Linked DNA regions of Mus musculus: region 1 is linked to region 2. A link is a loop called in an ENCODE intact Hi-C map of the cell type or tissue named here. Cell type or tissue: left cerebral cortex. All regions are shown on one strand. Links, peaks and the distances in the headings refer to the core of each region. The heading gives the core; the rest is flanking DNA. Region 1 holds the start of Vmn1r85 (vomeronasal 1 receptor 85). Region 2 overlaps Zswim9 (zinc finger SWIM-type containing 9).

The links. A loop is a pair of places that touch in the nucleus more often than their neighbours do. Peaks named below come from ENCODE experiments on the same cell type or tissue, not always from the same donor. Only the 100,000 strongest peaks of a DNase experiment are listed, where the experiment ranks them.
Region 1: a loop joins it to region 2, with 2.8 times the contacts of the local background. A loop is called at or near these places in 4 of 42 quality-filtered maps.

The regions. Positions count from the first base shown.
Region 1 is chr7:13,079,407-13,088,586 of GRCm38, reverse strand. Vmn1r85 (vomeronasal 1 receptor 85) reads left to right here and starts at 3,372. Exons shown (of 1, transcript NM_145847.1): 1 at 3,372-4,298. The coding sequence starts at 3,372. The coding sequence ends at 4,298. In left cerebral cortex, for the core only: no CTCF peak of the experiment used is centred there; no DNase peak of the experiment used is centred there.
Region 2 is chr7:13,259,448-13,268,627 of GRCm38, reverse strand. It overlaps Zswim9 (zinc finger SWIM-type containing 9), which reads left to right. Exons shown (of 5, transcript NM_177312.4): 4 at 6,988-7,728; 5 at 7,730-9,180. The coding sequence ends at 8,950. Among named protein-coding and RNA genes, the nearest start is that of Zswim9, 15 kb to the left of the region's middle. In left cerebral cortex, for the core only: a CTCF peak has its summit at 4,830 (motif pointing left); DNase peaks (open chromatin) are centred at 3,467, 3,922 and 4,593.

The DNA.
Region 1 (9,180 bases), core at 1,879-5,878, 180 kb after region 2:
GTTGTTTGTTCATTTTGTCTGTTCAAGACAGGGTTTCTCTGTGTACCCCTGGCAATCCTGGATTTGACTCTGTGGACCATGCTGGCTTCAGAGACCTACCCGCCTCTGCCTTCAGACTGAGGTAATTAAAGATGTGCGCCACCTCCGACCTTTTGTAATTGTGTAAACTTTCTGTCTTTCCATCATGTATATCATCATTGTGTTTGTATACTTCCTACTGCCTTCTATAATCCCCTTCTCATTCCCATTGACCCCTATTTCCATTCCTTTAAAAAGAAAGAAAGAAAGAGAGAGAGAGAGAGAGAGAGAGAGAGAGAGAGAGAGAGAGAGAGAGAAAGAAAGAAAGAAAGAAAGAAAGAAAGAAAGAAAGAAAGAAAACAGTCTCATCACAGCATTAGCTGGACTTCGACTTGCTATTTAGAGCAGGCTGGCTTTGAACTTAAAGAGCTCTCAGCCTCTGCCCCTGCCCCTGCCCCTACCTCCGAAGTACTGGGAATAAAGGGACCCTCTACACACAGTCACCCCTCCTTTTTTCTGTGTTTTTTTGTATTCAGGTCTTGAGTTGTTGATCACCACTATGGGATGATCGTGGTTGTCATATCCAGGAGACAGCATTTCATAACATTGTTCCTTTGGACCTTAGAATTTTTGCTCTCTTCTCCCAGTGTCCCTGGGTCTTGAAGACGATATAGTAGATGTCATGTTTAGGTATCCAGAATTAATGGACAGTTATTCCAAGCACTTTGAATACTTGTGAATCTCTCTGTGTTAAATATTGACCTCTGATGAGAAGTTTTTGTGATCTGGGCAGAACTGAGACTTGTCTGTGGGTATAAGCATAAATATTTGGAAGGCAGATTGACTAGTGTGTGTTTTGCAAAACTGAGCACTCTTAGAGTCAAACTTTATTGGTAGGCAAGGATATAATACAACGATGACTAATCCATGCACTGTGTGGTCAAAATAAAACTCCAAGTGTACCTTTGTATTCTCCATGGAACCTTAAAACACAGTGTAAGAACGCAAGGCACAGTGGTCTCCAGTGGAACTGTTTGAGTGTTTTTTGAGGCTCTGCTTGGAGTTCAGCTTTTATGCTAACAGCTGTGATAATTCCCACCACTGTTTTCAAACTTTTAATGACTTCTTCACTCCTCAAGTTTACTTTCTGATATGTATCATCTTGGGGAAATGCAAATATTCAGAAGTAGATTTTGCACTCTTAGAATGCTAAAGTTATCTGGGTGAGCAATGTTTTCCCCTGAGCATATCTAAGTAATGCGCAGTAACAAGCTCATTGATGCCTTGGGTGCCAAGCTGGTCCATGTCCACTGGGAGGAAGAGTCCTGTCATCCTGTCCTTGATTTAGCCATGCCACCTGCTAGGCAGCCTTTCCAAGACACATCCTATCCGTGGGATTCACACAGCCCTGAAGGGCTCCCAGTGCTCAGCGCTCAGAGGCAGAGGAAGGTATGATGAGCTTCACACTGATCCTCTTCCCCGGTCTATCCTGTCTTAGACTTGCACTGTTTTCCTTCAGATTTCTTTTCTCCTATTTTTCTTTCCAGATAACTAAATTGTATCTTTCTCCTTTTTTTGTACCAAATCTTGTCTTTAGCTTATAATATTCTCACTATTTTCCTACTTTTATTTGCTTATATATTTACTTATTTGTTTATTGATTTATTTGCATCTGTTAAAGACATCTCCCTACACCCTTTGTCCTTCTGTTTCTACCTAAACTACCTGCACTTTCATTACAGTTAAATCTTATACAGCATATGCAGTGTAGTAAAGAGTACATTTCTAATGTTCCCTTGAACACTGGAGCTATGTGCTCATTTGCATTTACACTTTGCCCAACAATTACCTAACATATATTTGTGGTGTTATTAAATTATGGACATACTAACAGGTTACTGGAATGTAATGCTTTGGTGATGATTTATGACATACTTGAAATATAATAGAAAACATTATATATTTAGTGTCTTTAGTCCAATTTGGGATTTGGTGGTAGTGATGATTGTATTGATTCATTGAAGCTTTATGAGGTCTTATTGGCAGATGCACATCCTATCTGTATATTGTATTATGAATTTAGTTACATACACAAGCATGGCTTTCATGACGTTTGCCCATAATTCCCTACTGTATCACTCTGCCACATCCGTTTCTCAAACATGGCTCAGAGTCTCCCCACTGGGTTTGTGAATTTCCCCACCAGATTCGATATATGAGAATATGTGTCATGTTTATCTGTGTGAGATTGCCTTATTTCACATAACACAATGGTCTGTTTTTCAGTTCATTTTCCTACAAATAATTAAAAGAGTGACAGAAAAATATATTTCTCTAAGAATGTGCTCAACGATGGGCTGGGTGTTGTAACAACCAACTCTTCATATTTTGAATAACAGAAGCTCTACAGAGGGATTGAGTCCCCAAAATAACCCAATGGTTGGACTCAGAAACAAATCCTAAGTGAGAAGTCTTTCATTGAGAATTGATATCCAATTTATTCTTTTCTTTAACATGCACAGTGTTTTACTTCCATGTATATTTGTGAAGTGTGTGCATGTCTGGAAGAAGGTAACAGATTCCCTGGAAATGAACTTACAGTTGTAAGCCTCCAAGTGAGTGCTGGACTCTGTTCTGGGTTATCTGGAAGAGAAGCTGATGCTCTTAACCACTGAGCCATCTCTCATCTCTGTTATAAATTTAAAGATAAATACCTTGGAAGAGTTTAAGAGAACAACTGAACCTACAAAAGTGTTCAGATATATATGTTACTGTCTACTTGGTAAAGATTACAACTTTCAAATAGAGTTTTGAAAATATACAGTATGGACTGGAGAGATGTCGCAGTAGTTAAGAGCACTGGCTGTTCTTCCAGAGGCCCTGAGTTCAATTTCCAGCAACCACTTGGAGGCTAAAATCCATCTACAGTGGGATTTGATACCCTTGTCTGGTATGTCTGAAGTCAGCTACAGTGTACACATATACATAAATGAAAACAACAATTCTTTTTTTAAAAATCATACAGTGTAATCTGCTGAAGAAAAGCTCTTTATAACCTGCAATTTTGTCTTTGGGTCATTAATAAATTCTGCTTCTTGATGTAACAGCACTCAGCAGATTGTTTTTTCTTTGAGTCTACCTGCTTCAATACTTTCTATCATCTGAGGCTCTCAAGATTTCCTAGAATGGAGTACCCAGAGGTACCACATCTGAACCTGAAATACCAAGTTGTTGGACATTTCTCTAACCTTCTCTCCTCCTGAAGTGTCAGTCAGTATATTTCCCAACAAATATGAGTATGTAATTAGCTTTATACTTCAATCTGATCCATTTTTACTGAAGGTCTGACTGAGATGTTGTTTCCAAGCAACACTATCTTGGGGGTTTTCGTCATATCTGAGTTTTGTGTGGGAGTCTTAGGGAACTCATTGCTCCTCATGCTGTATATATTCAACTTCTGGGTCAAAGCTCGCTTTAACAGACAGATCGATCCCATTTTCATGCACCTGATGATAGTCAATATGTTGACAATCATATTTGCTATGATACCATATATCACATCATCCTTTGGAGTGCCTAGTTTTCTGCATGATGCTGGCTGTAAGGCCTTTGTGTATATCTATAGAGTCTCCCGGGCTATGTCCATCTCTAGCACTTCTATTCTAAGCACATTCCAGGCCATCACCATCACTCCCAGTAATTCTAAGTGGGCGTGGCTTAAGCCTAAACTCTCTAAGTGGACTTTTTGCACCTTCCTGTTTTCCTGGTTCATCAACATGGTCATATATGTGCACCTGATTGAGAATGTAATAGCAAAAACTAATTACACTGGTGTTAATTATGGATATTCTCATGTTTACTGTGAAAGTAGTCCAGTTGAGTACCCCAATCCAGGATTTTTCCTCGGCGTTATCATAACAAGAGACCTTGTCCTTCTGGTCATCATGATGTGGACCAGCCTCTCCATGGTGACCCTCCTCTACAGGCATCACAAGAGAGCCCAGCATCTCCGCAACCCAAGACTCTCCTCTCAGAAGTCTCCAGAACACAAAGCCACTCACACAATCCTGTTGCTTGTAAACTGCTTTGTGTTCTTTTATTTGTTGAACAACTTAATCACCCTTTATGATAGGTTTTATACACGTGGAAGAACAGGAAATCTGGGGGCAATTATCACAATTGTGGCATCATTTTACCCTACTCTCTGCCCATTTTTACTAATGAACAGTAATAAAATGTATTTCTTCCCTTCCTATATTCAAAGAGCCATTGGTGACTGATATGAAATCCAGATGTTCTCATCAACAAACCAGTCTCTCCTGTGATTTGTGTGATATGTTGAAAGTTGTGTGGCTCTTGAATCCTTGCTAGAGTCCTAATTAGAATTCTCACAAGTTGTACATTTTCAAGTTTTAGATTTTTAATGTTTTGGATCAATAAAAAGTACATCCACATCATTTCAACAATTTTCACAATTACTGTCTATTGAAATTATAATACTTTGGAGCTTGTAAAATAAAAACTGGCCTTGTTAACCTCCACATAAGTGTCATCATAAACACACAGAGACACATTCTGTACACCTGGCCATACACACATACATGCACATACAAAGATAAATAGATAGATAGTTAGATAGATAGAAAATTGATAGACAATAAATATTCCAAAGATTTTTCTTTATTTTGACACTTTGATCTTGAGGATATTTTGACACTTAGAAAAATCTTTAAGTTACTTGTAATTTGTTTTGTTTTGTATTGTTTTGTTTCGATTTTTGAGGCAAGGTCTCTGTAGGTAGCCCTGGCTTTTCTTGGAACTCACTATGTAGATCAGGCTAGCCTTGAACTCAACAGATATGACTGTCTCTGCATCCCTGAGGGCTGGAAAGGAAGGCATGCCCCACACCAGATTATTTTATAACATTTTTATTCTATTCTATAATGTTTTTCTTCTTTAAATTTGTAATTAGAAGACTCAAAATATTATTTATGACTTGGATAAATTTCATTCAAATGGTTATTTTCATTTCTTTATTATTTTGGTTTTGAGAAAGGGTCTTACTATATAGCCATGGCTGTCCTAGAACTCACTATATAGACTAGCCTGGAAATCACAAAATGCACCTGCCTCTGCCTCACAAGTGATGGGGGGAAGGTGTGTGCCCCATGCCCAACGCAAACTGTCCTCTTTTAAAGAACATGTTATAACATTCAACAAATAAATTTCTTCAAATTAAACATTGCTAATCTTAAATGAAAAGAAGCTATTATTTGTGAGTTATACCCACGCTGTAAAAAGGGTAAGGTGGAACTTGTGAAATAGCCCAGAAATTAAGAACACTCATTGGCTCTACCAGATGACCCACGTCAGGTTCCCAACACCCACATGGTGGCTTCAACAATCTGTAACTCTAGTTCCAGAGTATTCCACATCCTTTTCTGACTTCCAGGAGGAACAGTCACACAATGGCATGCAGACATATGTGCAAGCAGAACATCCACATATGCTAATGTTTGAATTTTAAAAAATATATTATAGAGGATCATAGGATTAGGGGTGAGGAGGACACAACATCTGCCCCAAGACAGGGGAGTAATTGAGACCAGTGGGATCCAGGCACCCAGGAACTCTGCCCGACCAGTGGCACAAGTTCCTCCCAATCTGGGCCTGTGCCCTGAACAGACTTTGGACACTAACTCCACAGCCAGTCCCACAACACCCAGAGGAAGCTCCACTCTCAGGGCTCTAACTCACCCAGCATCACAGGAGCTTGGCCACACCAGGGTCTCAGGGTCCCAGAGGCAGCATGACACCCAGGAGATCTGACACAACCAGGATCTCAGGATCACAGAGATAGCTGGATTCTGAGGAGTTCTGACACAATCAGGATCACAGGAAGGACAGACTCCAGTCAGATATACCAAGGGCAGGTAGCACTAGAGATAACCAGATGGAGAGAGGCAAGCATAAGAACATAAGCAACAGAAACCAAGGTTACCTGGCATCATTAGAACCCAATTCTCCCACCATAGCAAGTCCTGAATATACCATCACAAGGGAAAAGCAAGATTCGGATCTAAAATCACATCTAATGATGATAATAGAGGACTTTAAGAAGGACATAAATAACTCCCTTAAAGAAATACAGGAGAATACAGGTAAACAAGTAGAAGCCCTTAAACAGAAAACAAAAAATCCCTTAAAGAATTACAGGAAAACACAATCAAACAGGCAAAAAAAAATGAACAAAAGCATCCAAGATCTAAAAATTAAAATAGAAACAATAAAGAAATCACAAAGGGAGACAACACTGGAGGTAGAAAACCTAGGAAAGAGATCAGGAGTCAGAGATGCAAGCATCACAAACATAATTCAAGAGATAGAAGAGAGAATATTGGGTGCAGAAGATACCATAGAAAACATTAACGCAACAGTCAAAGAAAATGCAAAATGCAAAAAGCTCCTAATCCAAATCATCCAGGAAATCCAAGATACAATGAGAAGGAAAAAAAACCTAAGGACTATAGGTATAGATGAGAGTGACGATTCTCAACTTAAAGGGCCAGTAAATATCTTCAACAACATTATAGAAGAAAACTTCCCTAACCTAAAGAAAGAGATGCACATGAACATACAAGAAGCCTCCCATCACATAATAATCAAAACACCAAATGCGCTAAACAAAGAATATTAAAATCAGTAAGGGAAAAAGGTCAAGTAACATATAAAGGCAGACCTATCAGAATTACACCAGACTTCTCACCAGAGACTATGAAAGCCAGAAGATCCTGAACAGAGGTTATACAGACACTAAGAGAACACAAATGCCAGCCCAGGCTACTATACCCAGGCAAACACTCAATTACCATAGATGGAGAAAAAAGATACCCTACAACAAAACCAAATTTACACAATATCTTTCCATAAATTCAGCCCTAAAAAGGATAATAGATGGAAAACAACAACACACCCTAGGAGGGAAACTATACCCTAGAAAAAAAGCATGAAGTAATCTTTCAACAAACCCAAAAGAAGAAAGCTATACAAACATAATTCCTCAGCATTTTGCAGCATTGAGGAAATTCACCTCAGTGACAAAGACAAACACTGCCTCAGAGTAAAGCAAATGGTCCCAAGAAACAAGCTGGGGTAGGAATTATAATATTGAATTAAATCAACTTTCAAGCAAAAGTTATCAAAAAAGATAAGGAATGACATCTTCATACTCATCAATGGGAAAAAAATCTACCAAGGTGAACTCTCAATTCTTAATATCTACACTCTAAATGCAAGGGCAGCCACATTCACAAAAGAAACTTTACTAAAGCTCAAAGCATACATCGCACCCCAAACAATGATAATGGGAGACTTCAACATCCCACTCTCAGCAATGGACAGATCATGGAAACAGAAACTAAACATAGACATAGTGAAACTAACAGAAGTATGAACCAAATGGATCTAACAGATACTTATAGAACATTTCATCCTAAAGCAAAAGAATAAAGCTGCTTCTCAGCAACTCATAATACTTTCTCCAAAACTGATCATATCATCACAAACATATTCATCACAAAACAGGCCTCAACGGATACAAGAAGACTGAGATAATCCCATGCACCCTATCAGATCACCAAGGACTAAGTCTGGTCTTAAATACCAACAAAAGCAACAGAAAGCACACATACACATGGAAGCTGAACAATGCTCTACTCAATGATAACTTGGTCAAGGAAGAAATAAAGAAAAAAAATTAAAGACTTTATAGAATTTAATGAAAATGAAGCCGCAACAGAAACAAACGTTTGGGACGCGATGAAAGCAGTCCTAAGAAGAAAACTCATAGCTCTAAGTACCTCCAAAAATAAACTGAAGAGAGCTTACAATAGCAGCCTGACAACACACCTGAAAGCCCTAGAACAAAAAGAAGCAAATACACCCAAAAGGAGTAGATGGCAGGAAATAATCAAACTCAGGGCTGAAATCAACCAAATAGAAGCAAAAGGAACTATACAAAGAATCAACCAAATAGAAGCAAAAGGAACTATACAAAGAATCAACCAAACTAGAAGCTGGTTCTTTGAGAAAAATCAAAAAAATAGATAAATCCTTAGCCAGACTAACCAGAGGGCACAAAGACAGTATCCAAATTAATAAACTCAGAAATGCAAAGGGAGACATAATGGAATATATCTTAAAATAACTTTTCTGTTTATTGAATATTAACAGTTGAAAATATTGAAATCATGTTCTACAAACATCATGGAAATAATATTGATATTTTTTCGCACTGTGCTTGAAATTAGCATTTTTTAATGTTTAACTTCTAAGAGTTTTTGCTATTTTGAAATTTTTAAAATATACTTACAGATAAAATAATTTCTCTTCAAGAAACACTGATAATCTTTTCTAAGTAAACTTCTAGTTAGTCTGTGGGGTCGTTCTTTCTCTTTTGTGTGCAAGGCAACACCAGCATACTGGAACAATAAAATTCCTCCTGCTTTTGAATTGATCTCCTACTTCAAGTTATTTACTCAGGGGATCTCCAGTAAGTTAAGGCTTGCCAGAGTCTTACATTTGGTGTGTTGGCCATTCATTGCCCAGGAATTCTTTTTTTTTTTTTTTGAGACAGGGTTTCTCTGTGTAGCCCTGGCTGTCCTGGAACTCACTCTGTAGACCAGGCTGGCCTCGAACTCAGAAATTCACCTGCCTCTGCCTCCCAAGTGCTGGGATTAAAGGCGTGCGCCACCACGCCCGGCTATTGCCCAGGAATTCAACTCCCTGTAGGAACACACCAGAGCAGTGAATCGGAGGTCTCCAACAGGTACCTCAGTTCTTGTTTTTCTTGCTATTTGTCAAAGTCTGAGTCTGTAAGTCTGTTGGAACTTTCAGTTTGCTTGAAAGTGTGGGGTCAAGACCCCAGGGTTGGGGGCCCTGAAGGACGCTTCAGTCCCCCCTGAAGGGAGCTGTGAAGGCTCCACTCCTTCTGGAAATGCTAAGACAGTAACAGCAGGGGCAACTGGTTTGTTTCAGTGCAGCTGGAGCCAGCCAAGCAACTCTATTCTGCGTCTATGGATGGGACGAACTTTCTGTAACTGGGCCCATGAAAGGGGCAAATTGTGTGTTGATTGTCTTTCTCTGTGTTCTTGGACCTAGGCA
Region 2 (9,180 bases), core at 2,574-6,573:
CACTGAGCCGTGTTCCCAACCTCTTAATGGGGGATTCTAGTTCTGCTATCCAGCATAGTAGCCATTGGCCTCATGTACTCTTGATCATTTGAAATGTCTCAACATGGTTGAGGAGCTGGGTTTGTGGTTGGTTGGCTGGTTGATTGCTTTGGGGTTTTTGTTTGTTTTTATTATTGTTTCTTTTGTTGTAGGGATGGAGTACACATAGGCACCTGAGGTTGACCTTGATTACTTTGCAGTGTGGTTTTTAACTATATTATACTTACTTGTTTGGGGGTGGTGGGTGTGCAGGTGAACCCAGGGCACAATTTGCATTCAGAGGTCAGAAGACAATTTTCAGGAATCAGTTCTTTCCCTCTGCCATATAGGTTCTAAAGATTGAACCCTGGTCCTCTGGCTTGGTTGTAAGCACTTTTAACTGCTGAGGCATCTCACTGCCCCACCCTAACCCCTCTAATTTTTGAGACAAAGACTCTCACTGAACCTGAAGTTCATTAATTTGAGTAGTCTGGCTACCTAGCCAATTAGCTTCAGGGATCTACCTGTCTCTGCCCCCACCTCTCACTAGTTTTTTTATGAGGAATCTAGGCATCTAAACTTAGGTCCCTATACTGGAGTGGCAGGTACTTTACCAACTGTGCCATTCCCCCAGCCCAAAACTGGAGTTTTTAAGTAATTGAATTTAAACAGACCTCTTCATTAGTATGACTTTTGCATCAGGTAGCATAGAGCTGTACATGTGCAGGTAAGTTTACATTTCTATATTTAAAATACATATTTTTTTATATATCTAGTACACAATGCTATAAGTTCACGAGATTTCCATTCAAGTGTACTATGTACTTGGTGGACCTTAGTCCCCAACCTCACATCATCCTCTTCCCTCATTCCCCTGCTATACTCCACATCCTCTTTCCTAATAACCCTCCTTGATTTTCATTATGTATATGTTTTGGCTGTACAAATGAGAGAAAAATACAGTATTTTCCTATTTCAGTCTGACTTGCTTAATATGATCTCCAGGCCCATCTATGTCCCTGTAAATGACAAATGACCCAATATTATTGTTCTTTGAGGTTGATTAAAACTCCATTAACTATAACCTGCCCCAGCTTGCACACACATGCATGACTTCATATATGCTCAAGTGCACACACACACACACACCACTCAACAATAGACAATGTTGTCTATTTTGCATCTTCAGTTTGGTTGGTTGATTGGTTCATTGGTTGGTTGAGGTAAGGGCCCATGGAAGCCCAGGCTGACCTGGAACTGGCTGTGTACCTAAGGATGACCTTGAACTCCTAGTCATTTAGTTTCTGCCTCCTGAATGCTGGGAGTAGTGTGCTACCATGACTAGCACACAAATAGTTTGTCTTACCTTGCATGCTGACGAATGCCAAATGTCAACATCTTTCCTTCTTTCTCTGGGACTTGGTCAGGTCCCCTGAGAAAAGTCTTCTCACTTGCTGATTGGGGGTGAAGGCCAGGCTGCCATAGTCTAGCTGCTATATGGGGAAGGGACTGGATCTGGCAGTCAGCATGATGCATGTCGACCCTGCATGGAGCTTGGAATCTCCCTCCTTCATTCTCAGGTGGGCCCGCTGTCCACAAGACCAGCAACTTTTTCCATTTACCCTGTTTACAGAATAAACCTCCAGCCACTTGGAAGAGTGACAGCCTAGAGGGAGAGGAGAATCTCAGGGTTTCCTACAGCCCTAACCTAGTCTTATGAGCAAACCCTGTATTGCCTGATCCTAATGGGTTTCTGTATTCGTTACCAGTACTTTCCATCTGCCCACTTAGGTTTCACAGTTTTTGTGGGTAGGATAACCATCAGTTTCCTCACCTGCTTTCCAGCTTACAAGGTAAGTGTTGCACCTGTCATCTTTCTCTCTCCCCCATCTTTAGAGGTTGAAAAGAAAGAGGGATGCTCAGTCCATCACTTTGTGTAGTCTCACCCAGGCTCTTTCACTTCTAAGTTCTTTTGAAAGACTTCTATGTTATAAAGCACATCAGTAATCTGAAAGGGAATTCTTTACTGTCATCCCCAAACTAGATAGACAGCATTTATATATTCCTTTCACTTTGCAGCAGTTTTTCAAGGAAGGGTATGTTAGCTTTACATCAGTATATTGATATGCCCAAGGCCATAAACTTTACAAAGTAAATAAGTTCATTTATTTCATAGTTCTAAAGGTTCCGCTCAAGAATCGGCAGCCTCATTGACTTGGGTCTCTGGCATGGTGGTACATTATGTAGGGAGCACATGGCAGAGCAAGCTGCTCAAGGCCCTGGCAAGGCAGGAAGCAGAAAAGCTTCAAGGACTGGTGTTGAGTCACAGTCTTTCAGATGCATACCCTAATGAACTAAAGACCTCCCATAAGGTTCCAAGGAGCCCCACATGTGCATGAGCCTGTAACACTATACGCCACTGTAGGACACTGCGGGGACTGAAAAGCATAGCAGAGATTGTTTTTGGACAGCTCAGAACCTGGCCCTTTTTTTATATGTCATTGACCAAAACAAGTAATGATACTACGCACTTGCAAAGCACATGAAGTACAAAGTACTAAGTGCCCAGGATGGAGAAACCCACAGTCACTTGTCATGTTTTGAGTGTGAAATGTTCCTTATAGGCTCATGTGCTTGAACATGTGGCCTCTAGTTTGTGACACAATTTTGGACGGTTGTAGAGCCTTCACAAGATGAAGCATTGCTAGAGGAAGTAGATCACTGAGGTGGTGTCTAGAGTCTTTATAGCTTTCCTGTCAGAGCTCTGCTTCCTAGCTGCAGTCACAGGTTACCAGCCACTTCACGCTCCTCCATATCTCCTACCCCTGCCATGAAGGACTGTTGACTCGAACTGTAAGCCAAAATAAACTCTCCTCACTTCAGTTGTTTCTTAGCAAGTATTTGGTCACAATGAATAGTAAAATAACCAGTACATTTGACAAAGGACAAAATCGGGCCATGTCATCAAGACCTTTCTTAAGTTTTGCCAGTGTTTATACCACTTCAGCCATCCTGGAGTGGGGTGGGTATAGTCAAAGCTGGCAACTTGATTACTCTTGGTATGTTCTCAATGCTTCCTATACATTGTGGCTGTGCTGTTTATTGGCTATAGGACAGTGAACACATTATAAACAGGTAACTTAGGTTCTTGGAGCCTCAGTTTGTTCATCTGTAAATGGGGGTGATAATAACAGACAATACTTTTTAGGATTATCAGGTGTGGATTAAGTATGTGTGTCAGGGAACCATGAACTTTTCCTCAGATGAACAAATTTCTCTTCACTCCAGATGGAGCAACAGCAACATACCCAACACGCAGTTCCACTTAGGTCTACCTCGGGAAACTGATGGTTTTATTTAGGGTTACAGAAGCATGGGCGGTTTACAAGCAAATACACTGCTGAGGAAATGTCCTTTTCCTAGCAACCAGTAACAGCCTACACATCCTTGGGGAGGGTCTGGTCCTCATGAGCCACTCCTCACCATTATAGCGGAACTTAAATAGCCCCAGTCTTGTACAGGTTTCAGACAGAGAGACAAAGAGGCGGAGAGAACCTCTGCTAAAATCTCAAGAGAGCATCTATCTTGTCATGCATAGATGACAGAGTGGCACAACAGTGAGACAGGGACAGAAAGAGAAAGAATCCAGAAAGTAACCCTGTATATTTTAGTTATTTGGCTATTGTTGTCACTCCCTCATTTTTCCTCCTTCAGGACAAAGTGGAGAGTACTATCACTCTGATATGGAAAGGAAAGGGCATAGTTGCCTATAGGGAGGTGGGAGTGGGAGTGGAAAGTGCTGTGGTTGGTCTCTACCCACTACCTGCACATGCCTGAAACAATGTTCCTTAAACGTTTCCATCTCTGCAGATGCACCATTGTGCACAGAGCCTAAGAATCTGGCCTTATGCCCAAGCTACATGGACTCAGAGCCTTACTCTGCCAGTTCTCTCTGGATGACCTCAAATGAGCAAGCAACTGGCTTCTCTGTGTTTGTTTCCCCCTGTGTAAGGGGTGGGGGGGTAATTACAGTGCATGCTTTGTGAGGTTATTAAAGGGTTTGGAGGAGCGTCTGGTAGAGAAGCACTTCATGCATGACTAATGTTCTCAGGGCTTCATTCACCCAGAATCATCACCTTAAGATCTATTTCTCTCTAATTTTCTGCCTGTTCCACATACACACACCACAGTGCACCTGATTTATACTTTTCCATTCCTAGAGCAGTGCTCTGTATATCATGCTTGTTCCGAAACTATTTGGAAGAAGACTAAACTGATTTACATAAGAGCTCCACCTTCATCAAATGTTAGCACACCCATTAAGTGTCACCCACACAACTCTGCCTTCTCCTACCCCACCACTCCTATAGGCCTAAACCTTTCTCCTAGACTTCCTAGCCCAAAGACTTGGGCAAGTCCCTCCCTTGTTGCCATTGGAGACCGTTGTGCCACTCTGGGGTTCAGTGATTCACTAGGAATCACAGAACACAGAAGCATGTTATACTCACAGTTAACAGTTTATTACAACAATATGACACAGCTTAAATTGAATAAACACCTCCATGTGGCTACCCTACTGGATACCGCGGGTGTGGGCTGAACATCTTTTAAGTAAATTCAAATGACAGTGTAAATGCTGGAGACTAGAGGGATGAGTCAGAGGTTAAAAGCACTGGGTGCTCAGCATGGGCTCGCTGCGGTACTTCCTCCCACCACACCATACTGTGCTTACCAAATATATCCTTGGTTCTACAAAACATGGTCCTGAGTTCAATTCCCAGCAACCACATGGTGGCTCATAACCATCTGTAATGGGATCCGGTGCCCTCTTCTGGTGTGTCTGAAGACAGCTACAGTGTACTCATATACATAAAGTAAGTAAATAAAAAATTATAATAAAGCACTAACTGCCCTTCCAGAGGATCCAGTTTCATTTCCAGCATCCACCTGGAGGCTCACAACTGTAATTCCAATTCCAGAGGCTCCAGCATCCTCTTCTGGCCTCCAAGGGCCCCAGCCACACACATGATATATAGAATATGCGGTCAAAAAAAAAACACATAAAATAATTTAAAAGTAAGTAATATCTGAAAATGTTGTAGAACTATAACTTGGGTCAGTGATAAACTCAGTGTGTGTGTGACTTTTTCTGTTTTCTTAAAACATTGAATCTCAGTACCCTTTGGAGTGCTAAGTGTGTGATTTTAGGGTTAGGTAAGCAATGCCTTTCTTCTCTTCGGACTCTTCCAAACCTATTATTTTAGCAAATATCTATGTATTTTGGTCACCTGAGTGCGTGTGTGCATGTATTGCATGTACCTGAGCAAAGCAATGCATGTTTCCATGCAGAAGTCAGAGGAGAATACTACCTGTCTTCCTCATATCACTGTGTTATTGCCTCAATCTCATACTGAAGTAAAAAATGCTGTTTTCATCTAGGCTGGCCGCCTCTAAACTCTCAGAATCTGCCTGTCTTTGTTTCCCATTGCTGGAGTTACAATCATACAGCTGTGCCCAGTTTTTTATGTGGGTGCTGTGGATTTGAATCAGGTCCTATGCTCACTCTGCCCATTGAGCCATCTACTCAGTTTGTTCATAGATTATTTAGTAGATTTTGTGAAAGCTGGACATTATTCAGTGTTTTGGTTTTGTTCTTAAGTCTTGCAGGATGAGGTTGGATTATGGCAGAATGCTGTAAAGAGGTCTCTGGTTAAGTTGGATTCAAATTCTGTTTCCACCACTGTAAGTTATTTCTTACAGAAACTGGCTCGTGGATCTCTAGCCACTAGCCCAGTACTTAAAGAGATCTGGGGCTGGTGGTGTAGCTCAGTTGGTAGAGTGCTTGCTCAATTGGCTCCCCTGGTTCCATGCCCAGAACCTCATATAAGCCAAGTGTAGTGGTATGTGCCTGTAATCCCACATCTTAGAAGGCAGACAAAAAAAGGACCAGAAGTTCAAGGTTATCCTTAGCTACATGTTTGAGACCAGTGTAGGTGACAGAAAACCCTATCTTGGGGCAGAGGGGAGTCTTTGAACAAATAATGAATATGGTCACTATGAACCTGGACTCTTCTGAAAGTACATATTGACCACTTCTTAATAATGAGGATGTTGCTTATACCAGGCAATGTACAAGACTCATTAATACATTTCATCTCTCTAGTACCGGGACTTGCTGTTGCCATTTTAAAGATGAAATGGAGATGAGGCAAGCAGCCAAAAGCCACTTAGCCAGAAAGAAGTAGGTGCAAGACCTCAGGTGGGGCAGTCTGGTCTAGAAAGCTTTGTTCTTAACTGCTGTTCCCTCTCTCAGGACTGGGAGGAATGAACAGTCAGTTCCTAGAAGAGGAAACCGGCAGGAATGGAGGTTAAAGAGGAAACTGAGGCAGAAAGGTAAAATCAAGCCATGAGGCGGGTAGGGAGACTTAAATCAAGATCTGCCTCCACAATCTGCTGCTTACTAGTGGCCCTCAAACTAAAGCAGTGGGGATCCCACTGGAGGCTTGTCTAAGAAGATTCACAGTCCCTGCTCCAGCAGGCACAGAGGGCTTCCAGATGGCTGCTTGTCTCTTGCAGTTCCTACAGCCTGTTGTGGTCCAAGGCCCTTGCATAGACTGCTGCTGGGTGCAGGAAGGAGTAACAAACACCTGGCTTGCAGCAGCAGCAAATAGGACTCAAAAGTATCACAGCGGCTAACAGTATCACACATGCAAATGTCCCAGTATTATCAGGTCAGATCAGGAAGGATGTCCTGATCACAAACTGTGGAGAGCTGCGAGGTTACACGAACTCCTGATTTTGGTTTTCTTATGTGCCTCTTGCCAACCAAAAGAATCTGCAAACCCATGGACGAATGGATTTGCATTACACGCACGCGCGCGCACACACACACACACACACACACACACACACACACACACACACGGTGTACTCTGACCTCTTTTCTTGACTTATTGCCCCTGTCTACAGGTGAAGCTGGTGTTCGTGGAGGATCAAGCAATGGTAGAGACTGTGTTCCTTCTAACATCGCGCACCAGGGCGCTGCTGCGGCGCTTCCCACGCATCCTATTGGTGGACCGGCTACCTGGGTTGCAGGGCACCCTGGACCTGATGGCAGTACTGTGTGTGGACAGCGCTGGACGTGCGCGCCAGGCTGCCTGTTGCGTGGCGCGTCCCGGCACGCCTAGCCTACTGAGATTCATGCTGGTTTCCCTGCTGCAAAGCGCTCCTGATGTCAAAGGCCGAGTGCGCTGCCTCACAGCTGGACCAGAGGTGGCCGGACAACTGCGTGCAGTTCGCCAGCTGTTGCCGTGTGCACGTGTGCAGATCTGTCGCGCTCAGGGTCTAGAGACGCTCTTCAGTAAGGCACAGGAGTTGGGTGGTGCCAGCCAGGAGGATCCGGACCTGTGGCCACTCCTCTGCCGCCTAGCAGATTCAAAATCCTATACTGCTTACAGCGAGGCGCTGGCTGAGTTGCGTTCCCAGGCTCCAACTGCTTTCATCAGATATTTTGAGCACAACTGGGCGCCCCGCCACGACATGTGGGTACGTTTCCGTGCCTACGAAGCAACCCGTGACCTGGATGCCTGTGCTCTTGTGCGCAGCCATCGCAGGCGACTCTTAAGACGCCTCAGCCCCTCACATAGTGTAGCTCAGTGCCTTCGTGACCTAGTGGCCATGCAATGGGCAGATGCAACTGGAGAGGCAGCCCTCAGAGGGTGTTAATGGCGACCGAGTGTTGTTGGAGAGTGAACCCAGGAATAGGGCAAGGATGGAGAAAGAGAAGGGGAGGGGCACAGAGACCAGCCACTGTGGAAGGCCTCATCGAGAGAGTGAGAAAGGGAGGCGACTGCACTTGAGAGATGGTCAAGGAGTCTGGTTGGAGAATCAGAAGGTGAGGGGTCGTGAAGGGACAGGAGCCCAGCTGGAAAAAGAGCTTTTGAGAGAGCCAGAGGTCAGAGACTGGAGGGGAACCCAGATAGAGAATAGGGTAAGGGTGCTGGGGCCCATAGATCGGAGAGGCAACCTGGTTGAGTCTGAGAATGCCAAGAGTCTTGAAGGAAGGCCCTGGAGAGACGTACAGTTGCAGGAGGAGAGGGCACGTGCACCAAAACCTCAAGACTGGAAAGAGCCTCCGTTTGAAATAGAGAAGGGGATCGACGTTAGAAAGTGGAGGGAGGTCCATGTGGAGAAGCCCTTAGAGTTAGTCCCCAAGAACGGAGATCAGAGGGGAGCTGAGGGGCAGAAAGGGCCGGAGACTGCAGAGGAGAGAAGTGGGAGGTTTCTAGTCAAAAGGAGGCGGGGCCTGGAGGACATTGTTGTTGTTCATTTAGAGGACGCAAGAGCAACAGGCATAGTAAATGGAGATGGCAGGGGACCCCAACCTGTGAGTTTCAAGAATGGAGGACAGCAGGTGGAGTTTGGGGACCCTGGGGGGAGGCTTCTAGGGATGGGGAATGGTGTACCATGCACCACCCCTGTGCAAACTGTGTTGAAAGGCAATCCAGAATGGGCAGTGAACAGGGTTGAGTCCCTGGCTGCAGGGGAGGCAGTACAGGGAGGAAGTGAAGAAGGCCCAGGGGAACCAAAGAGACTTTGCCTCCCCTGTAGAGATGAGGGAGTGGACTGTGAGCTACTAGCCAAGTTCCGAGCAGCCTGTGGGCCAGAGTTGGCAGATCTAGTGGCAGAGGAGCTAGCCTTCGCTAGGCAACATGGGACCCGAGGTTTCCACTGGACCGGAGCTGGCTTTGCCCTTAAGGATGGCACCTCAGACTTCTTCCTGGATGGGGCCCTGACACACTGCAGCTGCTCAATCTATGCTGCCAGATGCCTGCCCTGCAGACACCTCTTTGCTGCACGTCTCCTCACAGGGGCAGCCTTGTTCCACATGGACCTGCTCAGAGATTGCTGGGGAAGATCTCAGGAGCCCTGACCCTGTGTACCCCTGCTTGCTGCCCTCCACATGGAGGGCAAGAACATAGTCTTTGATCCCAAAGATAATAGGGTTTATGCCCTGCCCGGTGGGTCACCCGAGCACTTCTAATCACCTCCTGAGTCATCTAAAGACCTCCTCTGGCCTTCTTTCTCTACATCCTAGGGAATGCTGGCTATTATCTCTGAGATCCTGGAGCCACACCTGGGGAAGTGCTAATGGCCAGGACA